Linked DNA regions of Homo sapiens: region 2 is linked to region 1. Evidence: chromatin contacts called from ENCODE POLR2A ChIA-PET data. All regions are on one chromosome and are shown on one strand. The core of a region is the stretch at or near the end of the contact, and the rest is flanking DNA. Distances in the headings are between cores, read along the strand shown.

Region 1 (7,525 bases), core at 2,843-5,342:
ACAAATGGGGTCCTGCTATATTGCCTAGGCTGGCTTCGAACTCATGGGCTCAAGCAATCCTCCTGCTTCAGCCTCACAAGTAGTAGGGTTTACAGATGTGCACCACCATGCCCAGCTTCCCATAAGTTTTTGTATGTTATACCTTCTTTTTTTTTTTGAGACGGAGTCTCACTCTGTCACCCAGGCTGGAGAGTGGCATGATCTTGGCTCACTGCAACCTCTGCCTCCTGGATTCAAGCAGTTCTCCTGCCTCAGCTTCCCGAGTAGTTGGGATTACAGGTGCACGCCACCATGCCAAATTAATTTTTTGTATTTTTAGTAGAGGCAGGGTTTCACCATGTTGGCCAGGCTGGTCTCAAACTCCTGACCTAGGTGATCTGCCCGCCTCGGCCTCCCAAAGTGCTGGGATTATAGGTGTGAGCCACTGCGCCCAGCCTATACCTTCATTTTTATTTAAAGTATTTTCTTTTTTTTCCTTTTGGTTTTCTTCCTTGACCCATTGGTTATTTAGAAGTACATTTTTTACTTCCCATGTATTTGTTTGTCTATTTTTTCTTTTATTGATTTCTGATTTCATGCCATTCTGATCAGAGAACATACTTTATATTATTTGACCCTTTAAATGTATTGACGTTTGTTTTATAGCCTGCCTAGCAGGTGGTCTGTCTTAGAACGTTCCATATGTACTTGAGAAGAATGTATATTCTGTTGTTGAAAGTGTTCTATAGGTGTCTGTGAGGTCTAATTGATTTTATAGTATTGTTCAAGCTTTCTGTTTCCTTGCTGATCATCTGCCCTGTTGTCCTACTTTTTATTATTATTATTATTATCATTATTATTATTTTTCGAGACAGAGTTTCACTCTTGTTGCCTAGGCTGGAGTGCAGTGACACGATTTCAGCTCACTGCAACCTCTGCCTCCCAGGTTCAAGTGATTCTCATGCTTCAGCCTCCCATGTAGCTGAGATTACAGGCTTGCACCTGGCTAAGTTTTGTATTTTTAGTAGAGACGGGGTTTCACCATGTTGGCCAGGATGGTCTCGATCTCTTGACCTCATGATCCGCCCACCTTGGCCTCCCAAAGAGCTGGTATTACAGGTGTGAGCCACCGTGTCCAGCCCCTATTTATTATTAAAAATGAGATATTGCAGTCTTCAACTATTATTGTTGAATTGTCTATTTCTCCCTCTCTTTCTGTCAGATTTGTTTAATGTACTTTGGTGCTCTGTTATTAAATTAACTGCATATGTATTTATAATTTCATATCTTCCTGATAGATTGACCCTTTTATCATTATAAAATGTCCTTCTTTACCTCTAGTTACGTTTTTTGTTTTCAAGTCTATTTTAGGTCTGGCATGGTGGCTCATGCCTGTAATCCCAGCACTTTGGGAGGCTGAGGCAGAAGGATTTCTTGAGCCCAGGAGTTTGAGACCAGCCTGGGAAATGTAATGAGACCTTGTCTCTACAAAAGATAAAAAACATTAGCCATGCGTGGTGGCACACACCTGTGGGCTCAGCTACTTGGAGAGGTGAGTTGGGAGGATCGCTGGAGCCCAGAAGTTTGAGGCTGCAGTGAACTGGGATCTCACCACTACATTCCAGTCTAGGTGACAGAGTAAGACCTTGCCTCAGAAAAAAAAGGAAAAAAAAAGTCTGTTTTGTCTGCTACTGATATTGCCATGTGAGCTTTTTTTTGTTTTCTTTTTTTTTGGGACGGAGTCACTCTGTCGCCCAGGCTGGACTGCAGTGGCATGATCTCGGCTCACTGCAAGCTCCGCCTCCCGGGTTCACGCCATTCTCCTGCCTCAGCCTCCCGAGTAGCTGGGATTACAGGTGCGTGCCACCACACCCAGCTAATTTTTTGTATTTTTAGTATTCACCATGTTAGCCAGAATGATCTCAATCTCCTGACCTTGTGATCCACCTGCCTCGGCCTCCCAAAATGCTGGGATTATAGGTGTGAGCCACCACGCCTGGCCAGTGTGAGCTTTTTTATAGTTTGTTTTGTATATCTTCTTCCATCCCTTTTACTGTGAATCTGTTTGTATTTTTTAATCTAAAGTATCTCTTGTAGACAGCATATAGTTGGATCTTGTTTTTTTTAATCCAATCTAACAATCTCTGCCCTTTGATTCAGTTGTTAATCCATTCATATTTTATGTTGATTTAGTTGGATTTACATCTGCCATTTTACCTTTTATTTTCTATGTCTCATGTCTTTTTGCTCCTTTCTTTTCTACTGTTATCTTTTGGATTAAGTGAATATTTTCTACAGAAGCATTTACATTTCTTTTTTTTTTTTTTTTTTTGAGACAGAGTCTCACTCATCGCCAGGCTGGAGTGCAGTGGCGCAATCTCGGCTCACTGCAACCTCTGCCTCCCAGGTTGGGTGATTCTCCTGCCTCAGCCTCCCGAGTAGCTGGGATTACAGATGCACGCCACCACGTCCTGCTAATTTTTGTATTTTTTAATTTTTGTATTTTAGTAGAGACGGGGTTTCACCATGTTGGTCAGGTTGGTCTCGAACTCTTGACCTTGTGATCCACCTGCCTCAGTCTCCCAAAGTGCTGGGATTACAGGCGTGAGCCACCACACTCCACCAATTTTGTGTTTTTAGTAGAGACAACCAAGCTGGTCTTGAACTCCTAACCTCAAATGATCCACCTTCCTTGGCTTCCCAAAGTGCTGGGATTACAGGCGTGAGCCACTGCGCCTGGCTGTTTTTTTTGTTTTGTTTTGTTTTTTAAGATGGAGTTTCACTCTTGTCGCCCAGGCGGGAGTGCAGTGGCGTGATCTCGGCTCACTGCAACCTCTGCTTCCTGGATTCAGGTGATTCTCCTGCCTCAGCCTCTGGAGTAACTGGGCTTACTGGCATGCACCACCATGCCCGGGCTAATTACTGTATTTTTGGTAGAGACTGGGTTTCACCATGTTGGCCAGGCTGGTCTGGAACTCCTGACCTCATTTGATCCACCTGCCTTGGCCTCCTAAAGTGCTGGGATTACAGGCATGAGCCACTGCGCCTGGCCAGTTTTTGTTTTGTTTTGTTTTTAATAATTTCTGTCTCTTTTTTGATACTCTCTGCTTGATGTGATACTGTTATACCTTCCTTTATTTTTAATTTATTATTTTCTTAGGTCTTCAAACATATTTATAAAAGCTATTTGAATTTTTTTTTCTGTTAAATCCAGCATCTTGTCAGTCTCACAGGTATTTTTTGTTGCCTGATTTTTTTCCCTATGTATGGGTCATACTTTTCTGTTTCTTTGCATGTCTCATAATTTTTTGTTGGAAACTAGATATTTTAGATTATATATTATAGCAACTCTGGGTACTGTGCCCCCATATCTTGTCATTGTTATTTGCCTGTTTATTTGTTTAGTGACTGCTGTGTTCTTTTAGTGAAGTCTATTCTCCACTCCTATTCTTTCCTGCAAATTAGCTAGCCTATAGTTTAGCCTGTATTTTTATTAAATCTAAGAATCTTCTCCCAGTTACAGTAGTCCCCCCTTTATTTGTAGTTTTGCTTTTTGTGGTTACCCATGGTCAGTTGTGCTCTGAAAATATTAAATGGAAAATTCCAGAAATAAACAATTGATAAATTTTAAGTTGATCACCGTTCTGAGTAGCATCATAAAATCTCATACTGTCACACTTGGTACCTCCTTCATCAGAAGAAGGGTGCATACAGTACAACATGATATTTTGGGAGACCACATTCATATAACTATTATTACAGTGTATTGTGATAATTGTTCTATTATTAGCTATTGTTAATCTCTTATTGTGACTAATCTATAAATTAAAATTTATCATAGGCATGTGTATATAGGAAAAAACAGTATAGGGTTCAGTATTATCCGCAGTTTCAGTCACCCATGGGAGGTCTTGGAACACAGCCCCTGCAGATAAAGGGGGACCACTGTACATTTTGCTACAATCTCCAGTGTTTTTGAGAACACCCTTAGCCTTGGACTTTTCTAGGTGTGTTGCAAATGAAGTCAGTTCCTTTGGGAAGAGATTAGGAGTTGTCTGCTTTGTTTCCTGTCCTGGCTGGCTCCCCTACCCCAGCCCCGCCCTTCTGCCTCTCACTCAGGGCAATCTCTGAGCCAAGGTTTTGGAGCTGGGGGTGGGGACAATGGCTCATTTCTGTCTGAATAACACCTTCACTTTAGGAGCTGAGCATTTATGGGAGGTGGGGTCAGTAGCTTTAAGTATTTTTTTTTTTTTTTAGTCTTTGTTTTACAAATGTCTATTTGTTTTTTTCTCATTTCTTTTTTTTTTTTTTTATCTCACTCATAGATGGGAATTGAACAATGAGAACACATGGACACAGGAAGGGGAACATCACACTCTGGGGACTGTTGTGGGGTGGGGGGAGGGGGGAGGGACAGCATTAGGAGATATACCTAATGCTAAATGACAAGTTAATGGGTGCAGCACACCAGCATGGCACATGTATACATATGTAACTAACTGGCACATTGTGCACATGTACCCTAAAACTTAAAGTATAATAATATTAAAAAAAAAAGCTGTAAGTATTTTTGACTTGCCTCTGCTGGCGTAGAACTTGCCTCTGCTGCCTTATGAACTGGGTAAAGGCGATCAGGGCCCTGGTGTTCTCAGTGGTGCCATGCTCAAGGTAGAGCCTCCATTCTGTGAGCAGAGGCTGGTGGAAGAAGAGAGTCACCCCCTGTCAACCACACTTACCTGGAAATTGGCCTCAGTAATAGATGAGAAGTGCTGGTTAATATTCTGTTCCTCCTGAGAAGAAAACCCAACTGGAAGCTGAGGGGAGGGGGAACCCTGTATTCTTGGCTGTACCAGTCTGAAGTGCAGTTTCTGCCTTCCTTTGCTGGGAGGGTGCTGAGAGGGAGTGGTCTTAGTTCAGTTACCACAGACGTTTGCTTTTGTTACCAAATTTTCATAGATTTTCTTGAATAGATGTTTATTCATTTATATGCCATTAAGACCATTTCCAGGTGCTTTAAATGTTTATTCTTTAATAAATTTCATCAGTTTTACTGGGAAGTGGGCCCAGAGTTCCTCATGCTGTTATGATAGAGGTCTATATCCACTATTAAGGTCTTTAATGACCATGTATATAGCATATTCATGTTGGAATTTCCCTGAGTTGTGAAGCCCAATCCAACAGATCCCTGGGTGATAAGAAATCTTTTTATATTTTCTTCACTGAGAGGTACCATGAGATGTCAGAAACTTGGTTTTTAGTTCTGGCTCTGTCCTGTAGTAGTCACCTTGCTTTGACAAAGACTTAACTTTCATTGTAGTTAAAGTTCCATGATTACAAAGAAGAGAGATAACTTGCCTCACCTACCTGTAGTTGTTTTTAAAGATTAAATGAGATAATATCTATGAAAACTCACTGAAAAGTGACTTGGCTGAGCACAGTGCCTCATGCCTATAATCTTTGCTTTGGAGGGCTGAGGCAAGAGGATTGCTTGAGCCCAGGAATTCAAGGCTGCAGTGAGCCATGATCATGCCACTGTACTCCAGCCCGGGCAACAAAGTGAGACCCTGTCTCAAAAAAAAAAAAAAGAAAAGAAAAATATATGGTAGTATTAATTAATAAAGCAAATATAGCAAGTAGCACAAGAAATTTTATTTGCGGTTTTTTTTTTTTTTTTACTTAAGGTAATTTTAGAACTCGATTTGAGATTGAAACCCCATAACTTATTTTTTAAATTTTCTCTATAGTTCCTATTTAGTATCATTTAAAAAAAAAAAAAGGTCGGGTGCGGTGGACCACGCCTGTAATCCCAGCACTTTGGGAGGCTGAGGTAGGCGGATGAATGGCAGGAGAATGGCTTGAACCCGGGAGTCGGAGATTGCAGTGAGCCAAGATCGCGCCACTGCACTCCAGCCTGGCAACAGAGTGAGACTCCATCTCAAAAAAAAAAAAAAAAAAAGATCTAGTTCTATATTCAGATTTTAGTATCATTTTAGAGTTTATAAAATTGATTTATGACTCCAATTTTTAAATATCAATTTTAAAGCTTTAAAATTATATTTTCCCTTTGGGGCCAGGCATGGTGGCTCTTGCCTGTAATCCCAGCACTTTGGGAAGCCAAGGTGGGTGGATCCCTGAGGTCAGGAGTTTGAGACCTGCCTGGCCAACATGGTGAAACCCCGTCTCTACTAAAAAAAAAATACAAAAAATTAGCCAGGCATGGGGGCGGGTGCCTGTAATCCCAGCCGCTTGGGAGGCTGAGGCAGGAGAATCGCTTGAACCTGGGAGGTGGAGGTTGCAGTGAGTCAAGATCCCGCCATTGCACTCCAGCCTGGGCAACAAGAGTGAAACGCCATCTCAAAATAAATAAATAAATTTTCTCCATAGTTCCTATTTAGTGTCATTTTCTTTTTGAAATAACAAATCTAGTCCTGCACCCAGATTTAGTATCATTTTAGAGTTTATAAAATTGATTTGCTTTATGATTCCAATTTTGAAATATCAAGTTTAAAGCTTTAAAATTATATTTTTTCTTTTGGGCCACATTACATGGCTCTTGCCTGTAATCCCAGCACTTTGGGAGGCTGAGGTGGGCAGATCACTTGAGGCCAGGAGTTTGAGACCAGCCTGGCCAACATGGTAAAACCCTGAAACTCCATCTCTACTAAAAATACAAAAATTAGCTGGGCTTGGTGGCACAAGCCTGTAATCCCAGCTACTCGGGAGGCTGAGGCAGGAGAATCGCTTGAATCCAGGAGGCAGAGATTGCAGTGAGCAGAGACCACCCTACTGTGCTCCAGCCTTAACCACAGAGCGAGACTCTGTCTCAAAAAAAAAAAAAAAAAAAAAATCCCTTTTGGTACTTCATGCCTTTAAGAGTGCAATGGGCCAGGTGCAGTGGCTCACACCTGTAATCCCAGCACTTTGGGAGGCCAAGGTGGGCAGATCACTGAGGTCAGGAGTTTGAGACCAGCCTGGCCATCATGGGGAAACCTCGTCTCTACTAAAAATACAAAAATTAGCTGGGCGTGGTAGCATGCACCTGTAATACCAGCTACTCGGGAGGCTGAGGCAGGAGAATCCCTTGAACCTGGGAGATGGAGGTTGCAGTGAGCCGAGATCGAGCGACTGCACTCCAGCCTGGGCAACAGAACATGACTTTGTCTCGAAAACAAACAAACAAAAAAGTACAATGATTTTTTTAGGCAATATGAGCTGTTACTGTACTGTCAGTTGGTAGCTTTATGTTATAACTCAGCCTGAAGCTGAGAGAGGACATTTTACTTGAATTCTAAGTAAAATTTTCACAGAAAAACCTAATAAAGTTAATGAAGAATTTATACTTAGGAAATGTGACTATACATGTTGACTAAATTAACCGAGATAGAATAATAATTACTTAAGTCTTTAGCAAAAAGAGATACAATTTATTTCTCTGATTTTTTTTTTGAGATGGAATCTTGCTCTGTTGTCCAGGCTGGAGTGCAGTGGCGCCATCTTGACTCACTGCAAGCTCCGCCTCCCAGGTTCACACCATTCTCCTTGCCTC
Region 2 (7,042 bases), core at 1,597-4,096, 310 kb after region 1:
AAATGGGGCAGATAAAAGATCTTCATAGTCTCCCCACTGCCCAATAACTAATTTTTTTTTTTTGAGATGGAGTCTAGCTGTATCACCCAGGCTGGAGTGCAGTGGCACGATCTCAGTTCACTGCAACCTCTGCCTCCCGGGTTCAAGCAATTCTTGTGCCTCAGCCTCCCAAGTAGCTGGGATTACAGGCATGCAGCACCACACCTGGCTAATTTTTGTATTTTTAGTTGAGACGGGGTTTCACCATGTTGGCCAGGCTGGTCTCAAACTCCTAACCTCAAGTGATCCACCCGCCTCAGCCTCCCAAAGTGCTAGGATAACAGGTGTGAGCCACCACACCCGGCCCCAATAACTAATATTAATGGTCACATTATTGAGAGCTTATCATGGGTCAAGTGTTTGGGTTACTTCTTTCCATACCACAGGTAGGAACTACAAAATCCTTCAATTGAAAGGTAAGCAAATTGAGGCACAGAAAGGTTAGGAGATGTGCTCAAGGTCCCACAGTTGGCAGGCAGTGAGGCCAGGAGGCCACCATGAACCACTGCGTTCTATTGCCTTCCCAGAAGTGACTCCATGGTGGCCTCCCTCCCTTGATGGAGTATCAGGAGGTCCTCTGAGCAGGGACTCACAAAGCCTGCCCAGGCAAACCGGGCCCCAAGAGCAAGGAAGTTTTTCTTGGTTATTCACAGTGAGGACTCCAACAGTGAACTGTTAGAAGGCCTTGCTCAGACCAGATCCTTGGCTGCCAGTGGGCAAGAGGAGACCATAAGGAATGCGTCCAGCTGGACCCTGGGCCCACCCCTGTTGCTGCCTGCTGGAGGGTGGGTCATGGAATTCTCACCAGGAGCTTGGTTGTTCAGACTGCACAACAATGAGGCTGGGCCAGGACACGGTGGCTCACACCTGTAATCCCAGCACTTTGGGAGGCAAAGGCAGGAGGATTGCTTGAGCCAAGGAGTTCTAGACCAGCCTGGGCAACATAGTGGGACCCTGTGTCTACAATGCCAGGTGTGGTGGCATGCACCTGTAGTCCCAGCTACTCAGGAGGCTGAGATAGGATAATTGCTTGAGCCTGCAAGGTTGAGGCTGCCACAGTGAGACATGATTGCACCACTGCACTCCAGCCTGGGAGATGGCGTGTGACCCTGTCTCAAACAAAACAAAAACAATGAGGCTGGAAGGCAAGCCAAGGTGCAGGACTAGCAAGCCAGAAACAGTAGTAACTAGTGCCTTCCCCTCATCAGGATATCAGAGGCCTGGGGCACTGAGCAGTCAGAACTAAAAGTTCCCATTGAGACAAAGTGGACTTTTGAAGCAGACCATTTGGGCAGAAAGTCAACACTGTGTATGCAGCTGGCCCCTCTTTTCCCAGGGAAGGGTCCTGGCCAGCAGTCTTTCCTGCGTCTATGAATGGAGCCTTTAGCAAATAGAAAGGGCAGGTTCTGGACCAGGTGTGGTGGCTCATGCCTGTAATCCCAGAATTTTGGGAGGCACAGGCAGGAGGATTGCTTGAGCCCAAGAGTTCAAGACCAGCCTGGGCAACATAGTGTAGACCTCATATCTAAAAAAAAAAAAAAAGAAAAAGAAGAAAAAAGAAAGAGAAAGAGAGAAAGAGAAAGAAAAAGAAAGAAAGGAAGGAAGGAAGAAAGAAAGAAAGAGAAAGAAAGAAAGAAAGAGAAAGAAAAGAAAAGAAAAGAAAAGAAAAGGGAGGGAGGGAGAGAGGCCAGGCGCGGTGACTCATGTCTGTAATCCTAGCACTTTGGGAGGCTGAGGCAGGCAGATCACGAGGTGGGTGGATCACGAGGTCAGGAGTTCGAGACCAGCCTGACCAACATGGTGAAACTCCGGCTCTACCAAAATTACAAAAATTAGCCAGGCGTGGTGGTGTGCGCCTGTAATCCCAGCTACTCAGGAGGCTGAGGCAGGAGAATCGCTTGAACCCGGAAGGCGGAGGTTGCAGTGAGCAGAGATTGTGCCATTGCACTCCAGCCTGGGTGACAGAGTGAGACTCTGTCTCAAAAAAAAAAAAAGAAAAAAGAAAGAGATAGAGGACAGGCGCGGTGGCTCACGCCTATAATCCCAGCACTTTGGGAAGCTGAGGCAGGTGGATCACCTGAGACCAGGAGTTCGAGACCAGCCTGGCCAATACGGTGAAACCCCATTTCTACTAAAAATACAAAAATTAGCCGGGCGTGATGGCACGTGCCTGTGATCCCAGCTACTCAGGAGGCTGAGGCAGGAGAATTGCTTGAACCTGGGAGGTGTAGGTTGCAGTGAGCTGAGATCGTGCCACTGCACTCCAGCCTGGGCAACAAGAGTGAAACTCCGTCTCAAGAAAAAAAAAAAAAAAGAGAGAGAGAGAGAAAGAGACAGGTTCTGTTTCAAAGCCCCCTGTGCTGCACCTGAAGGAGTCCCAGCTGTTAACACCTATGTCTCCCTACCTTCTGTGATATTGACTAGGCTACCATTTTTTTTTTTTTTTTGAGACAGGGTCTCGCTCTGTCACCCAGGCTGGAGTGCGGTGGCACAATCTCAGCTCACTGCAGCCTCTATCTCCCAGGTTCAAGCAATTCTCCTGCATCAGCCTCCCAAGTAGCTGGGACTACAGTCATGTACCACCACACCCAGCTAATTCTTTTAATTCTTTTGTATTTTTTGTAGAGATGGGGTTTCACCATGTGACCCAGGCTGGTTTCGAACACTTGAGCTCAAGTGATCCTCCCTCCTTGGCCTCCCGAAGTGCTAGGATTACAGGCATGAGCCAACACACCCGGCCTGCACTCATTTCTTAATCAAGGAAAAATGAATATAAAAGGAGGCTTGGGAAATCTAGGAAGCTCATTACAGGAATTCCTCATAGAGGTGACTCAGCACTTCATTTCACAAGGAGGACCAGAAGTGTCGCAAACACAGTGTTCTTCCCTTTAAAGAGTCAGATCGAACCAAGATCTCCCTGCGTAACTCTCTCTGCAGGAGACCCGGGCTCAGTTACAAAAGACTCTGGGTTGGCAGAAACAGTGCTCCCACTTTTTCAGAAGTGATTGGGTCTGGAATGGCTGAATTACATGATGTGCTTCTGCGAGAGGATGGCAGACTAGCTGGGGCCAGGTAGCCAGGGCTACCTGAAACACCAGGAAATAACTATTAGTTCATCTCATGAACCAGACACAATAGTGCTAACAGAAAATTTGCCTCTAAATAGGTCATAAAATCCCAGCCAAACTTTCGCACACAGCATGATCAATGGCATCCTAGTTTTTTATTAATATTCATTATTAATTTAATATTGATATTATTAATATTCATTTGAGCTTATAAATGTATATAAAATGTATATGAACACTATAGTCAAGAAATTGAAAGGATGGAATGTCTTTATAGTAGCTTGTTTTGCCAAATTACCTAAGGGTTTTTTTGTTTGTTTGTTTGTTTGTTTTTGAGGCGGAGTCTTGCTCTCTCGCCAGGCTGGAGGGCAGTGGCACAATCCTGGCTCACTGCAACCTCTGCCTCCCGGGTTCAAGCGATTCTCTTGCCTCAGCCTCCCAAGTAGCTGGGACTACAGGTGCACGCCACCATGCCCAGCTAATTTTTGTATTTTTAGTAGAGCTGGAGTTTCACCATGTTGGCCAGGCTGGTCTCGAACTCTTGACCTCGTGATCTGCCCGCCTCGGCATCCCAATGTGCTGGGATTACAGGTGTGAGCCACTACACCTGGCCAAGTTTTTTTTTTTTTTTTTAAAGTACTTTCCAGGCCGGGTGAGGTGGCTCACACCTGTAATCCCAGCACTTTGAGAGGCCAAGGCAGGTGGATCATGTGAGGTCAGGAATTCGAGACCAGTCTGGCCAACATGGTGAAACCCCATCTCTATTAAAAATGCAAAAATTAGCTGGGCATGGTAGCACATGCCTGTAATCCCAGCTACTCAGGAGGCTGAGGCAGGAGAATCACTTGAACCTGGAAGGCAGAGGTTGCACTGAGTGGAGATCATGTCATTGCACTCCAGCCTGGGGAACAAAGAGCAACACTTCATCTCAAAAAAAAAAAAAAAAAAAAGGTACTTTCCCAGATGTCATGCCTTCCTTACCAATGCTGTAATTTTCCTAATTTCACGCACAGCTCACATATGGTATATTTCAGCCAGCGAGAGCTCAACTAACTGCAGAACATCCAGCACTGCATGTCATATCGTGTCACCCACTTGCTGAGGGCAAGCCCAGCATGGTTTGGTCTGAAGCTGACTTGAAGAGCTGAGAGTTCAAGACTTGTCACTGGGTCCCAAAAAGGCCCTGTGAGCCTGGAGGCAGAGCCCAGTCCTGTCTCAACCACCAGGCTCAGGACTGGGGGCTTTCCCGAGGATAGAGTCACACGCGCGCGCACACACACACACACACACACACACACACATTCATTCTGTTCGATGGTGGAGCTCCTTCCTTATGGAGAGACACTTTTCAATAAAAAGAACATATAGGTTGCTTCTCCTGCAAGCTGCACTGGCCTTCCGCTAGCCCCAGAACCTCTCCTATCCAGGCAGTCCCTCTCTGGGCTGGGAGTCACCAGCACTGTTCTTAAGAGCTCCCTGGCATTACTTTTCCCAATGACTGGAAGTTCTTGATAGCAGGAGCTATGACTGGCTTTTTGAAGTTTCTTACAGCACTTTTAAAGAAATATATACTTTAAAAAGTAACCCAATGAGCAGCAGGCACTTTATTTAATTTTAAAGTAGCTTCTAATCCTGGTTTGTGGTATAGGCATGCATTTTACAAAGTCTCGATTACGATGAACATCTTCCTTTGTATTTTAATTTCTGCCTTAGCATCCTACTGCGTCCACATTCCCATGTGTTTCAGTTACCTATTGCTGTGTAATAAACCAGCCAAAAACTCAGTGGCTTAAAACAACCTTGATTGTTTCTCATGATCCTGTGCGTTGGCAGGGAGGTTCTTTGGCTTCACGAGTATTGCTCATGTGCCTGCACTGAGCTGGGAGCTCTGTCCTTCTTCCTGTGCTGGCTAGCCAGGACTTCCTTACTGCATGGCAACCAGGCTTGGAGGGAGTGATCTGAGAGAACAGACATAAGGTGCAAGCGCTTATCAAGGCTCATCTTGTGTCATGCCTCCGAAGAGTCCCATTGGCCAAAGCCAGTCACATGGCCAAGGCCAGCCTGACCAACCTGGTGAAACCATGTCTCTACTAAAAATACAAAAAAATTAGCCAGGCTTGGTGGTTCATGCCTGTAATCCCAGCTACTTGGGAGGCTGAGGCAGGAGAATCTCTGGAACCCAGGAGGCGGAAGTTGCAGTGAGCCGAGATCGTGCCACTGCACTCCAACCGGGGTGACAGAGTGAGACTCTGTCTCAAAAACAAAACAAAACAAAGCAAAACTAGTGATGGCTGAAAAGAAGCAAGAATAAGGACAAGATACAGAGGGGCTCTCTATGAAGATATGATGATTTAGGGAGTGAGGAGCTGCAGGAACATTTCCTTATGTGCAAATTTGGAAAGTAGCAAAGGTCTTGAAACATACCTGTTGTAATTGTCAGGAGGCTACTGAATTAATGCAACAAATCTTTTGCTGATATTAATAGAATTTAAATAAAAGGGGAAATTGGACTGGTTGCCGTGGCTCACACCTGTAATCCCAGCACTTTGGGAGGCTGAAGTGGGACGACTGCTTGAGCCCAGGAGTTCAAGATCAGCCTGGGCAACATGGCGAAACCCCGTCTCTTTTTTTAAAAAAATGCAAAAATTAGCCAAGCATAGTGTGCCTATAGTCCTAGCTACTCAGGAAGCTGAGTCAGGTGGATCATTTGAGCCCAGGAGGTCGAGGCTGTGGTGGGCCGTGATCACACCACTGCACTCCAGCCTGGGCAACAGAATGAGACTCTGTCTCAAACACACAAACAAATAAATATAAAGGGAAAATAATTCACCCAGGGGCACCTCTCACTTCTCCAGATTCTCTTTGTTTTTGTTTGTTTGTTGTTGTTTTAAAGAGTTGAAGTCTCTCTACGTTGCCCAGGCTGGTCTTGAACTCCTGGGCTCAAAGGATTCTCCCACCTCGGCCTCTCAAGTAGCTGGGACTACAGGATCATGCCACCTCGTCCAGCTCAGATTCCCTCTCTGAACACCCTCAAAGGAGAGAGCCACCCACCTGCCCTGCAGCAGCAGTCAGTAATTTCTTACAAGCCTGCCACTTGTGTCTTTGTCCCAATTCTGTGGTCATAGTCCTGTATGATTTTATATAAGTGTAAGCATAGAGTACGTACATTTTATATTCATGTCTGTAATCCACCTGCGATCCCAGCACTTCGGGAGACCAAGATGGGAAAATCACTTGAGGCCAGGAGTTTGAAACCAGCCTGGGCAATACAGGAGACCCTATCTCTATTTAAAAACATTTAGTTGGTCGGGAGGGGTGGCTCACACCTGTAATCCCAGCACTTTGGGGGGCCGAGGTGAGTGGATCACCTGAGGTCGGGAGTTCAAGACCAGCCTGGCCAACATAATGAAATCCCATCTCTACTAAAAATACAAAAAATTGGCCAGGTGTGGTGGCAGGCACCTGTAATCCCAGCTTCTCGGGAGGCCGAAGCAGGAGAATCACTTAAACCCAGGTGATGGAGGTTGCAGTGAGCTGAAATAGCACCATTGCCCTCCAGCCTGGGCAACAAGAGTGAAACTCTGTCTCAAAAAAAAAAAAAAAAAAAAGTAGCCAAGCGTGGTGGCATGCACCTGTAGTCCCAGCTACTGAAGAGGCTGAGGTGGAAGAATCACTTGAACCCAGGAGTTCCAGGCTGCGGTGAGCTATGATCACACCACTGCACTCCAGCCAGGGCAACAGAGCAAGACTCTGTCTCTTAAAAAAAAGAAAAAGAAAGAAAAGAAAAAGAAAAAGCATCATAGACACCCTTCTTTCTCCTACTCTGTGTTTGCTTAACTCTCCCCCTAATGGTGGGTATACGGGCTTTCCAAACTGTTGCTATTGTAAATAGTGTTGCTATGAAAATCTTTGCAGGTCTTTTATGTTGGATTATT

The links. ChIA-PET counts read pairs that join two places held with the same protein, here RNA polymerase II (POLR2A).
Region 2: POLR2A ChIA-PET joins it to region 1 with 12 read pairs in BJ. The contact joins two enhancer-like sites. POLR2A ChIA-PET finds 5 or more read pairs at or near these places in 2 of 52 experiments (BJ and T-cell).

What each region holds. Positions count from the first base shown.
Region 1 is chr14:35,057,244-35,064,768 of GRCh38, forward strand. All of the region lies in intron 2 of FAM177A1 (family with sequence similarity 177 member A1), which reads left to right. Among named protein-coding and RNA genes, the nearest start is that of FAM177A1, 15 kb to the left of the region's middle. Within about 2 kb of position 4,093, at least 7 of the 41 ENCODE cell types and tissues checked have a DNase peak (open chromatin) inside an H3K27ac peak, as active enhancers do.
Region 2 is chr14:35,371,650-35,378,691 of GRCh38, forward strand. No RefSeq gene overlaps it. Among named protein-coding and RNA genes, the nearest start is that of NFKBIA, 30 kb to the right of the region's middle. RefSeq lists an enhancer at 4,934-5,228. Within about 2 kb of position 2,847, at least 15 of the 41 ENCODE cell types and tissues checked have a DNase peak (open chromatin) inside an H3K27ac peak, as active enhancers do.